Regions from separate parts of the Mus musculus genome. Here region 1 is linked to region 2. A link is a contact called in ENCODE Hi-C or POLR2A ChIA-PET data. All regions are on one chromosome and are shown on one strand. The core of a region is the stretch at or near the end of the contact, and the rest is flanking DNA. Distances in the headings are between cores, read along the strand shown. Region 1 holds the start of Xrn2 (5'-3' exoribonuclease 2). Region 2 holds the start of Nkx2-4 (NK2 homeobox 4).

Region 1 (6,087 bases), core at 1,935-4,434, 72 kb before region 2:
CTAGAATTATGGATGTTTGTGAGCCATGATGTGGGTGTTGGGAACTGAACCCAGGTCCTCTGCAAGAGCAGTTAAGTGCTCTTAACTGCTGAGCACCAAATGTCAAATTTTTCTACCTCTTCTATGTAAATCATTTCACTATGCAAGTAATTGGGCTGAGTACTTCCCTAAATTTTGTAACTGGCTTATTAGGACAAGTCTTTACAATAGACAGGAACTTAGCACAGAATAGCTTAGCGCTGTGCGTGTGTGTGTTGGGGGTGGTGGGAGAGGCTCATGTAATGTACAAACTTATTGTTACTTCTCTAATGCTGTGATAAAATACTATGACCAAAGCGGTTTATAAACGGGTTTATTTGAGCTTACAGTTTCAGAGGAAGAAGAATCCATCACCATGGAGGTTGGGAAGCATGGCAGCAGGCAGGCATGGCAGCTGGCACAGAAAGCTGAGAGCTCCTGCCTTAAACTGCAAGCAAGAAGCAGAGAGAGCAGACGCGGAATGTTGTGTGGCTTTTGAAACTCTCAAAGCCCACTTCCTGTAACACACTCACTCCAACAAGGTCACACCTCCTACTTCTCCAAAAATGGCCACCAACTGGGGACCAAGCATTCAAATGCCTGAGACTATGGGGGGCATCTCATACAAACCACACCTATCAATCACATTACAAGAAGAGAGATTTTTTAGCCCCAAATCCCCTGGAACCAGACTTAGACCTGTTGTTGGATGATAGGCTTTTTTCTTTCCCTCAGTGATGCAGTTATGGGCCAGATTAGACCACATGCAAAGTAGTTAAAGGCAGGCTTATTAGGAGGCAGCTCTCAGGTGGGTTCACTGGTCTCATAGGTGGAGGTCAGTGAAGTCAAACAGCTAGGCTAGAAGCAGGGGCATTTCTGAGTCTTGGGCTCAGGGTGTGAACTAGGAGCTGGGATTGTGTCTACATATGGTCAAAAACTGAGTCTCTGGGCAGGCACTCTTGGGTGCGTTGTGGGAAACATGGAGACAAGGCATGGTGACCTGTTAGCTGGGAGTTCTTTCCAAGTAGGTGGGGGAATTTTTTCTGAGTGGCAGGGGCTAGAGGTGGGGAAGGAGGGCAAATAGGGTTTCCCAGCTTGTGCAGAGGGATGACCAGGGGTTCCAGCCTAACACTGTAGACTAGCATGTTCCTGTATATTTCCTTTGTTTTTTGACCCAGGCTACTCTCCTGCCTCTTCAGCCGTTTTAGTGCTAGGATTACTGGTGTGTGGCCTCTTTGCCAGACTAGGAAGTTTCGGTGCTTATCATTTTATGCAGCTTTGCCTTCTTTTTACATTTCAAAGTTCAAAACCACTTGTGATGGACTCTGGGGGAGGGGCTCAATGTAGCAAGCTGCCTGCTCCTATCCAACTGCCTATGAATTTGTGTTCATATAAGAACATAGCACAGCCGGGCGTGGTGGCGCACGCCTTTAATCCCAGCACTCGGGAGGCAGAGGCAGGCGGATTTCTGGAGTTCGAGGCCAGCCTGGTCTACAAAGTGAGCTCCAGGACAGCCAGGGCTATACAGAGAAACCCTGTCTCGAAAAACCAAAAAAAAAAAAAAAAAAAAAAAGAACATAGCACATCCCAGAGGACACAAACTCTTAAGAAGGGGCTATTTCCAAATAATATTCTTAAACACACACACACAAACACATATACGTGTACACACACATATGTGTATATATACACTATTCTAAAACTAAACATAGGCTAGCTACCTCTCTAAGCATTTAAGTTACCTCTACATTAGCATTTAAATGAAGTCATTAAACCATTGAGGAAGGGGCAACCTTTACTGCCTGACAAGCAGCAGAGAAACACTTTAGAGGTCTCTTAAGGTGAGCCTTTGTGATTGTGATTTGTCAGGCCTAGGGGGGATTCAGGGAAGAGACTTTCAAGCTTGAGCAAATGGGCAGATACCTCCCTCCTCTTTCTAGACTTCTTTCATATGCTGCAGGTGGGATGGGGGATATGACAGGGTACATTTGAAGCCACCAGAAAAGAAGGGATACAAATATCATGTTGGTTGAGAACAGAGGATTAAATGACCCTTGGTTAAAGTGAAATACAAGCAGTATGAATAAGCAAGCAATTTAGCTCTTTGATAACCCGTTATCTGTGTTACAAAAACAAAAAACCAAACCCCCCCCAAAAACGGTAGAGCAAGACCACAGGATGGGTGGAGTTGTTACACTGTGCCTGACTCAGGCAAACAATCACTGCCTCAAGGCCAGGCTGTTACTGCCCACATAGAAACAGGCTTCCTCAAAACAAGCCCCTTTTAGCTTTTTACTTTCCTGCCTGCTGCATGCACGTAATCTAATAAACTGCTTTTTCTGTTTGGAGAATATTTTTTACACTGGAGTCACCCAAATGACACGGCCAGCCAGCACAGAAGGCTCAACTGGTGATTAAATAAGAAAATTCTTTAGTTCCTTGCCTAAGCACATCACAGGTACTCAATAAATGCTAGAACGTGATATTAGCAAATTTTGGCTAGACTCTGCAACTGTTTAAAGTGACCTCGTTGGGCTGAGAGATGGCTCAGCAGTAAAGCGTTCATGCTGTTTTTCCAAAGTAGAGTTTGATTGCTGGCAGCCACAGCAGGCTGAATACTGCTGTTTGTAACTCCAGCTCCAGGGGATTTGAAACCTCTGGCCTCCACAGGTACCAGCACTCGTTCACAAAGCCACATGTACATATACACACATTGCGTAACTAAAAATAAATCTTAAACATATTTTTAAAAAGTTGCTTATGCAAAGCAGATTTTAAAAAAAAATTGCAAAACACTTGAGGATGCTTTTTCATAGTTCGGCCAGGCACAGCAGCATAGAAATGAGAGAAACCAGGAAATGGAAACTAGAGTGTAGATGCTTCTATTCAGCTCAAGACTGATTGTGAGAAAGGAAGTAAGATAGGCCACGCCTTTCCAAAGTCTCGGCCACACAAGGACTTTGCGGCTGCGGGCCTAATGTGGCCGGCGCTCTTGGCTGGATTGCCGGAGAAGGCATCCGCCAGGAGTCGGCTCTCAAAGGCTTTACCAGAGAACGCGGCGAGCCAGGTCTACAGCTCGCCCAGCCGGGCCTCCACTCCGGCAGTCTAAATGAACTTCCACTTAACCGAGCTCCTTTCCCTGCATCCCCCGCGGTGGTGGTATGACGTAACTTCCGGCCGCTGAACGCACGTGGGAGGAAGTGCTGGTGCCCGCGGCTGCCGCTCCTGCTAGTCTCGTTGGTTACACTCTCCCGCTGGCCCGGCTGCTGTTTCGAGCTGCCCGCTGGTCATGGGAGTCCCGGCGTTCTTCCGCTGGCTCAGCCGCAAGTACCCGTCCATCATTGTCAACTGCGTGGAGGAGAAGGTGAGGAGGCGGCCAGTACGCCGGAGTGGGGACCCGGCGTGGCAGGTCTAGGCCGAGGCCCTCGGGGATGGGCGCCCGCCCCAAGCTGCCTCACGGGCCGCTTCGCGGGTTCGCGGTTCCGGAGGCGGTCTGGGCGGAGCGAGGGCGAGTAGGGGGCTTTGGGGGCTTGGGCGGCTCCTCCCCCGCCTGCGAAGCGGGGCACCCCAGGCTCCGCCCACGGCTTTGTTCCCTCCGCGCCGCTCACTGAGCTCCAAAGGGCGCCCAGGCTAGTCAGCCCCCCTAGCGCGGGCAGCAAGGTTGGCAGGGTAGGGACCGCTGGTTGGTCCACTGTCTTGAGCCCGGAGTTCCCGTTGGCTGGATCGCTTGTTTTCCACCCGAGCCTGGCCATTTGTTGCAGTTAAGCGTGCGCGGGCAGCAGCTAGTTACGAAGGACTAGGCTAGGGGAGCGCTCTTTCTCCCTGGCGGGCTTTGCTGTACGAATGCCGGGCAGCTCGCTGTGTTTCACTTCCTGCCTCCGTTAGTTTGCTAGTTTACAGGCAGACTTTTAAGTCGTTCCGATTCGTGAGTGTTGCTTTTGTCGTTCGCGTAATTCTGTCGAGTTCGACTTTGTACTCTAAGTTAGAATTTCTGGATTGGAAAAGTTCCGGGCACATGTGTCCCCTCCCACTTTCGGCTTTAGAACCGCCTCTCTCCAAGAACCTATTTCTCCCGCTGAAGTTATTTACTTTCTCACTTCCTGTCTTAGAAGAAACCAAAAGCTTTGTTTTGGTGACAATCCTAGTATATTTTTGTGTTCTCCAAAGACAAATTGCTAAGCTGAACCATTATTTCTTTATAAACATTGTGTTCTCCTGGGGGGGGGGGGTCTTCCAAAGGGAGAGCCACTTTTTCGTAACAGACACTTTGAACTGTTTTGGTTGTGTCTCTTAATATGGTTAAGTTTGATTTATCGGTTTTAGGTCTATCTAATTTTGGGTAGAAGAGGAATTAGCTATTTATTCACCACCACCCCAGTTTTTCTAATGCTAATCCATAAATCTGACGGTAAAATTTGTAATTTAACGGAGAACTCGTTTAAACGTATATCGGGCCAAGGCGTGGCACATACTTTTACTCCCAGCACTTGGGAGAGAGGTAGGCTTGAGTTTTGGAGGTCAGCCAGATATACACAGAGTTCAAAGCAAACCAAGGCTTACGTAATGAGACCCTCTTGCAAAACAAACAAAAATTCTATCGCCTATACAAAGTATCATTTCTATTTCTAAGATTGATGTTATTTCCCCGCACCCCCCCCCCCAGCTGTTTAACTTTTTGGTTCCCCTGTACATTTTAGTTCTCATTCAAGATTGTCAAACCTTTGACCATACAAGCTTCGATAGAAGCAGTGTTGTTGGCTGTTTTTAATTGTGATTGTAGTTTAGGCTGTTTATCTTTTATTCGCGCTAGCTCCTCCCTTACCCCCTCCCTTTCACCCCTAGTTGGGTACACTTTATACCTTTCCCCATCCAAATTCTTTTATCAGGCATTCCGTCAAGTCCTTTTTTTTTTTTTTTTTTTTTTTTTTTGGTCCATTGCGCCTCTTTTTTTTATTAGGTATTTTCCTCATTTACATTTCCAATGCTATCCCAAAAGTCCCCCATACCCTCCTCCCCACTCCCCTACCCACCCACTCCCACTTTTTGGCCCTGGCGTTCCCCTGTACTGGGGCCATTGCGCCTCTTTTAAGTATTAATTTTTTAATTTTTTAAGTAGGATCTCCCTACTTAGCCACAAACTCCAGACCCTCAGACACAGGCAAGCTGGGATTGCCTGTATACTGCCACTCCCAGCCTGGAGTTGTCTTTATGTCTGTTTTCTTCACAGCACTTTTTTCAGTATGCTTCCTGGAAAGGTGCTTCTTGAGAATTACTCTTTGCTAAATAGCTCATCTTTCTTGGCTTAAATCTATCCTTGGTTTTTACGTTTGAATTGACTTTTTAGAAAATGCCACTGTGTGATCTGAGTTTTCTGTCATTGTAGGTCCCAAAATTTATTTTCTCCATGAGTATGAGTCCAAGCTGGAAAACCATTTCCCATGAAGATGTTGGAAACACTCTTTCCAGCTGTTATTGTTGATGAAAAGTCACATATTTTCTTTTAAGACAAGGTCTCACTGTGTTGCTCTGGTTGGCCTCAAATTTGACTGTCTCTAATTTCCCAAGTGCTGGGATTAAAGGTGCTGGCCCCTAGGCCTGCCAGTTTTGTGACATTTATTTAGCCAGGTTTTTGGTAGCATTTGCCATGTATCAGACCCTGTTCTGGGCACTGTATTGATATTATGGTGTTAGGTACTTATTTCGGAAAAGAAAGTTGTTTTTCAAGCTTTTGAAAATTTTCAATATTTTTGATAACCTATTCAGCTAACGTCAGTACCAGTGTGAAAACTGGGAAGGTCATGTGCCTAACTTATGACCCTCCCCTTTTATTGTTCAGAATTGATCAGTTTTTTGAGTGCTTGTATTAGTTATTTTCAGTGTTTTCATTGTGCCATTTGCACACATTTACATGATATATTTAGATCCCATCCACTCTTCTTTTACATCTTTCTTTTCTAGGTCAACTAACTACCTTTCTACATTGACTTTTTCTGTGTGTGAGCTGGCAGTTAGTGTTATTTAGAAGAATATGGGTGAGAGCGAGCTTTCTTGCTCACACTCTCCCCTTCC
Region 2 (5,857 bases), core at 927-3,426:
TTAAAAAATAATGAGCTGCATCTTGGGTTGGGGTCGGGATGGGGGTTGTACTCTTCTAGGATAATATACAATTACTTGGTTGCCTAATAATGAACAAAATATTTTAAAATCAGCATTTAAATGTAAAAACGGTAACAATCCGTATACTTAGTGTTTCGATTCTTTTTATTCCATTTCTCTATTTTACCCAAATGGCAGTTATTCCTCAGCAATCACGTTGCTGTGTATATGATCCACTTTGGGCTACAATTCAATTTACTTTCAATCAAGCATTAACGAAATTGCACTTAGGGGAGGGGCTTTGCAAATTAATCTCCCAAAATAAATTCCACTTCAAGGATTCATCGTGAAAAGCTGGTTGATTTATAGAGATACAAACACCAACAAAGTTTCCGACTTCTAAAACTCTTGAGAGCTTTGGTTAGGAACGTGGTGAATGCGTATTCCGTCAGTCAGTTCTTCCGCATAACTTAGGAACTTCTGAAAGAAGGGAAATCACCACCTCAGAGTGTGGTGTCACATTATTCGGTCCGGGGCTGTTGCCTTCTCCCACCCCCAGTAAAGAGGTTCAGAGCAGCCTGACCCTCTCCGTGACTCATTCGTTCTTATCTCCATGCACTAAAGGGTCAGCATCTGTACATTTCCCCCATCCGTTCTTGCAGTTTCTTGGCGGATCCTGCGAGTCGCAGGCAGACCCTCGGGGCTCATCACCACGTTCTGCCATAGAGCAGGTTGGCGCCGAGCACGCCTCCGCCGTAGTCCCCGGTGGCCGCGTCCAGGGCCGCTAAGCCGCCCCCGGGACCATGCAGAGCGGGCGGGCTGGGCGACAGCTCCTCGAGCTCTGGCGCGGGCGTCGGGGCTTGCGGCTGCTGGCCTCCCTGGCCAGGCGTCGGGGTGCCCGCGCCGTTCTGGCACGGCTTGCCGTCCTTCACCAGCACCGGTACCGCCACGCGGCGCGGCGACGGCGGCGGCGGAGGCGGCGGGGGGCCCAGGCCGCCCTCCTGTTGCAGCTGCTGCGCCGCCTTGTCCTTGGCCTGCCTCTTCATCTTGTAGCGATGGTTCTGGAACCAGATCTTGACCTGCGTGGGCGTCAGGTGGATCATGCTGGCCAGGTGCTCGCGCTCGGGCGCCGACAGGTACTTCTGCTGCTTGAAGCGCCGCTCCAGCTCGTAGACCTGCGCTTGCGAGAAGAGCACTCGGCGCTTCCTTCGCGGCGCGGCCGCGTGCAGCGGTGCCAGCGACTTGGCGGCGTCCGCGATGCCGGTCAGCGAACCCATGCCGGCCACGTTCACGCCCGCCGACGGCCCCATGAACCTGGAGACTGGGGAGGGGGCCCAAGAAGGACGGCCGGTGAGCCCCGGGCCTGCGAGAACCGTTCCCGCCGACGCCCCGCTCGTTTTAAGTGACGGCACGGGGCCCCCGACTGGGTCGCGGCGTCCCACGAGCGCCGCGGCCCGAGCCCCACTCCCTCCGCGCACCCGGGGGCCCGGTGACCCCCGTGCGCCCCAGGAGGTTCCCGAGAAACCCCGCGAGTCCCGGGCCGCCCCGCGCGTCCCCAGCCTGGCCCCAGAACCCCTCGCGAGCCCGAGGCCGCGTGCCAGGACCCCCCGCGCGTCGACCCTCGGGCGCCGCTGACCAGGACGCCAGCACCCTCGCGCCCCGGCTGTGGCGGGAAAAGCCCGCGCCGCCAGCCCGCCCTCAGTCCCGCGCGTCTGGCCCCGCTCACTTGACGAGTAGCGCGGGTCCGTGTTGGCGCCGTACCAGCCGGTGGCCGCGGCCGCCGCGCCGCCCCGCATGCCGTCCGTGTAGGCGGGCAGCTCACCCATGTTGCCCAGGCCGCCGTTGCAGTAGCTGCCCATGGCGCTGTGCGGGAACTGCGAGACGCCGGGAGGCATGTGGTAGGTGGCGGCCGCCGCGGCCGCCGCCGCTGCCGCCGCTGCTGCCGCCGCCGCGTTGTGTCCGGCCATGGCGTGGGGCGGCTGCATGCCCGCCGCCACGGCCGCCGCCTGCGAGGAGGGGCCGCTCGGTGGCGCGCGGTAGGCAGCGGCCCCCAGGGGCGCCCCCAGGCCGGGCGGCGCACCGTCCATGACGCCGCCGAACTTCTTGTAGGTCTCCTCGATGGGGCTCAGGATGTCGGAAACGGAGAAGGGCGTCGTGTGCTTGGGGCTCAACGACATGGCTCGGCGGACGGCCAGGTAGGGGGGCCCGGGGCGGGCGCGGGCGGGACGCGGCGGCCGCTCGTCGCCGCCGCCGCCACTTCGGCCCGGCGGCAGCGCCAGTGGAGAGCTGTCCGCGGCGCGGCGAGCCCCCGAGCTGCGGGATCTCGGGTTTATTTTAGTCCAGTGCCAGGTTTACGACAGACTCGGGGGGCGGAGCAACATCCCCAACGAGCAAACAATGGTCATTGACATCTTTTTCTCTCACCCCCCTTCCAGATAACGGAGGCAAAAAAAGGTAAAGGGCCAGTTGGGTGTTTCTGGAAAAGATTGCCCCCCTTTCTAGCTCCATCCTTCGCGCTTCTATCCGGGTTACCTTTAGCCCTAGAGAAATAAAAACTCAGAGGCCACTGAAAGAGCCACGCTTGTTTCATGCAGACTGTGAGTTTTCCTAAAGTGACTTTGTGGCAAAGTTCAGTAGAACGTCGAGGGGTGGGTGTGTGTGTGGGGGGGGGAGGACAAACAGCTGTTAAGTTTGGGAGGGGGATGCTTTTCAGGGCTCTCTTCCTTTCTAGCTATCAGCCCCTCACTGGCTCCATCATCTAAAGTGTTAAAAATAAAGGGGGCTCTTGGGTCCCACCATAAGAGCACATAAAGAGGAGAGGTACAATGACCGTCCTCTGCCATTGTAGGGCTCTCTAATTTATGCATCGTTAGATCCTTTAAAGCGTCATTTTGTAGGCAACCTAACGGACACTTCCAAATTAGCTCAAAGTATACAAATCCAAAGAAGAGGTACAGCACGCAGAGAGAGAGATGCTGACTTGTAAGTATGGTGCTCCTACTCTCAGGGTAGAAACTGAACAAGATGAAGTGTATTTGCTAAAAAAGTTTCATATTTAATTTGCACCTTCATTACCGCTATATTTTCTTTGTCCTCATCCCCAGAATCTGACTTAGGGTTTATTCTTCTGTCACTATCCTGATATGAGAGAATGAGGGAAAGAGAAAAAGAGGGAAGGGAGGGGGAGGGAGGGAAAGATGGAGGGAGGGAGGGAGAGAGAGAGAGAGAGAGAAAGAGAGAGAGAGAGAATTCAAGTATGTCTACTTGTTTGTAATGGATCTTTTTGGTGGTGTTGGGAAAATAACCTGTTTAAAAAGTATCAACGTTGATGTGGATGCAGAAAGCAGGTTAAAACGACAGCTCTCTTGAAAAAATTCAAACCCATAAGCTGATTTTTTAAAAAAAAAAATTCGTTTCTTGGTATACAAATGTTCCTGCATAACAAAGAACTTATACTTTATGAACTTACAGTAAGTGCAAGACAAAAGACAAAGAAGTGTGCAGGTACCAGTAAAATTGGAAAACATGGGGATGAGCAGGGAAACAAAGACACATTTTAAAAGTTTTCCTCAAAACTGGAGTAGAAGAAAGAAAAGTGTTTCTTATGCAAGATTTTATTGTATCTAAAAACAAAGGCGTGACCACCAAAGTTTAACCTGGACTCACATGCCGTGGAGATCTGAACTGCTCCACATTCTCTTTTTCTTGGTTTCAGCCCTGTGGTGTGAATGCCCTTGATGGTTTTGTCTTATTATTTTAGTCAACATCTGTGTTCATTTCAGTGTCCTTTTGCAAAGAATCTGCCTGTTGTAGGGAGAAAAAAAGACCATATGGTCACTCATGGAAAGAAAATGACAACCAGAATAGTGGTTAATATTTTAAAACACATACTGTGGGACAAAATGCCAGGTCCTAGCAGTTGTTTATAGACATCAGTTACTGTCTTAACAAGATTAGTGTTGCTACATTCTGACACAATGCTACTTTTACAGGTCTTTCCTGGACTTGGGACACTTGAGCTAGGTCACTTATGCTGGAACTGCCTACTTATATTTCTTGAACTAATGATACACAAAGAAACCTTTAGGGGGGGAGGGCACTCAAATGCTGGGATCCTTTTACAATGTGGGTTTTAAACTTTTTTTTTTTACCTTAAATTGTATTCCTTACTACTTACTAGCTTAAAAACAACAAAATGTAATCTTAAACTTTAAACAAAGATAAGGTAAGTAAATATAGTTGCCATAATATCTGTGAATATGAAAGCCTCTTGCAAACCATTATTTTTTTCAAGCTTAGACACATTTCAAACATGAAGCAGTTATCATAAACTTCATGCTGATGAGCTAGCCAAGCCAGAAAACTTGGTTAGAGGTCTTTTTCAGATTAATTTTTTATTTTCAAGTTATATATTTATCTTGTGACATTTTATTTGTAAAACTCCAGTGTGGCAATTTTATAAGTGCTTATACTATATTTTGTTCAGTTTATCAATGCACGCAGATCTGGAGGTTTCCCACTATAAAATGAAAACATAAAACAAAACAGAATTTCTAATGAAATTCACTTTCTGACTGTTTAGGAACATCATAGGCCAAGTAGAATTCTTTTCCTGGACATGAAATGTTCTGGAAGAAAAAAAAAATTCTTAAAATCCCCCACATTTTCTTTTATCAGTTATTTGTGTCTTACCCTAGAAATTTCATACCTTTAAAATATAGTTGCTATTTGGATGTGTGCACGTGAGCTTGATAATAGACTCTGGAGGATGTAAACATTAGTATATCAAACTAATGACAAAATAGTTTGATACTCTGTTGAAGATTTCCATCAAACTCATTTCATCCAATTATTCTCTGCCCAAACTGTGAATGGAAATTTATAGTTAGTGATAGTTAAATTCTATTGACTATATGTCACGAAAATGTATTTCTCAGGAATGCTTTCTTGTTATTTCCTCCCCTTTTCTTAGCACTTAGCAGAAAGAAAGGAAAGAAAGAAACTCTTAAAGAGAATACAGTAGTGAAAAGAGATGGTTCTCCTTCTCTTAATCTAGTCTCCTTTCCCATTTCCTCTCCTCACAACACTTGACATTGTATTCTGCTAGGATTGGCTCCACGTCTTGAAGCACAATACTACTTTACATACAGGGGACAGCATTTGTTTGGTTTTTGGTGCCTTGACTCTTTTTCATAGTTTAGATTTTTGTAGTTTCACACAACACTGAAAACATACCATAAGACAGCCTATAGCAGAAAAAAAATTGCTAGACAAAAAGATTCAATAGGTTTATTCTTTGAAAAAAAACCCAAAAATTGACATTTATTGAAAATCTCTGATATGTTAGCTAACTTACAAAAATCCTAACAAGAATCTAAATTAAACTAAAATTCTAAAATCAGAAGCAAGAGTCTTCCCTGCAATTGGGATTTACAGTTGTCAGGCAGCTCAGCCAGAGCGCCTAGGGAGAGAGGAGAAACCTTGTGACAGACCCCTTTTGAAGTAGAGTTCCAGCAAGAACCAAGAGGGAGACTTTGTCTTTCTATGGTGGCACATAGATTGTCAATAGCTCCTGGATTTCTGCATCAGGGTGACTGTTCTTGAAAATATTACTCTTTGCTGAATAACCAAGAATATAAGTGCTGTTTAGAAATGAGACACTTGCTGCACTTAGAATTAGTTTGGAATACTTGTAACTTATTTGATTAGTGAAATTCTCATGTTGGAGAAGTAGCTGAAATATAACAATTGCGATATTTTTTTTAACTTGGAAAGGAATAACGAATCATGTCAATAGAACTTGTTTTGTGCAGCAAAATTTGAAGGTATAAACAAAATGCTAAGGAGACAAAATGAA

What was found. Hi-C counts contacts between places; a loop is a spot of excess contacts on that map. ChIA-PET counts read pairs that join two places held with the same protein, here RNA polymerase II (POLR2A).
Region 1: POLR2A ChIA-PET joins it to region 2 with 18 read pairs in embryonic stem cell. The contact joins the promoter of Xrn2 here to the promoter of Nkx2-4 in region 2. A Hi-C loop is called at or near these places in 2 of 37 maps with a recorded cell type or tissue (T-helper 17 cell and heart). POLR2A ChIA-PET finds 5 or more read pairs at or near these places in 5 of 5 experiments (Patski and embryonic stem cell).

What each region holds. Positions count from the first base shown.
Region 1 is chr2:147,009,815-147,015,901 of GRCm38, forward strand. Xrn2 (5'-3' exoribonuclease 2) reads left to right here and starts at 3,185. Exons shown (of 30, transcript NM_011917.3): 1 at 3,185-3,382. The coding sequence starts at 3,308.
Region 2 is chr2:147,083,169-147,089,025 of GRCm38, forward strand. Nkx2-4 (NK2 homeobox 4) reads right to left here and starts at 2,177. Exons shown (of 2, transcript NM_023504.1): 1 at 1,727-2,177; 2 at 708-1,321. The coding sequence starts at 2,177. The coding sequence ends at 708. It overlaps Gm34889 (a long non-coding RNA gene), which reads left to right and starts at 2,371. Exons shown (of 4, transcript XR_001783500.2): 1 at 2,371-2,454.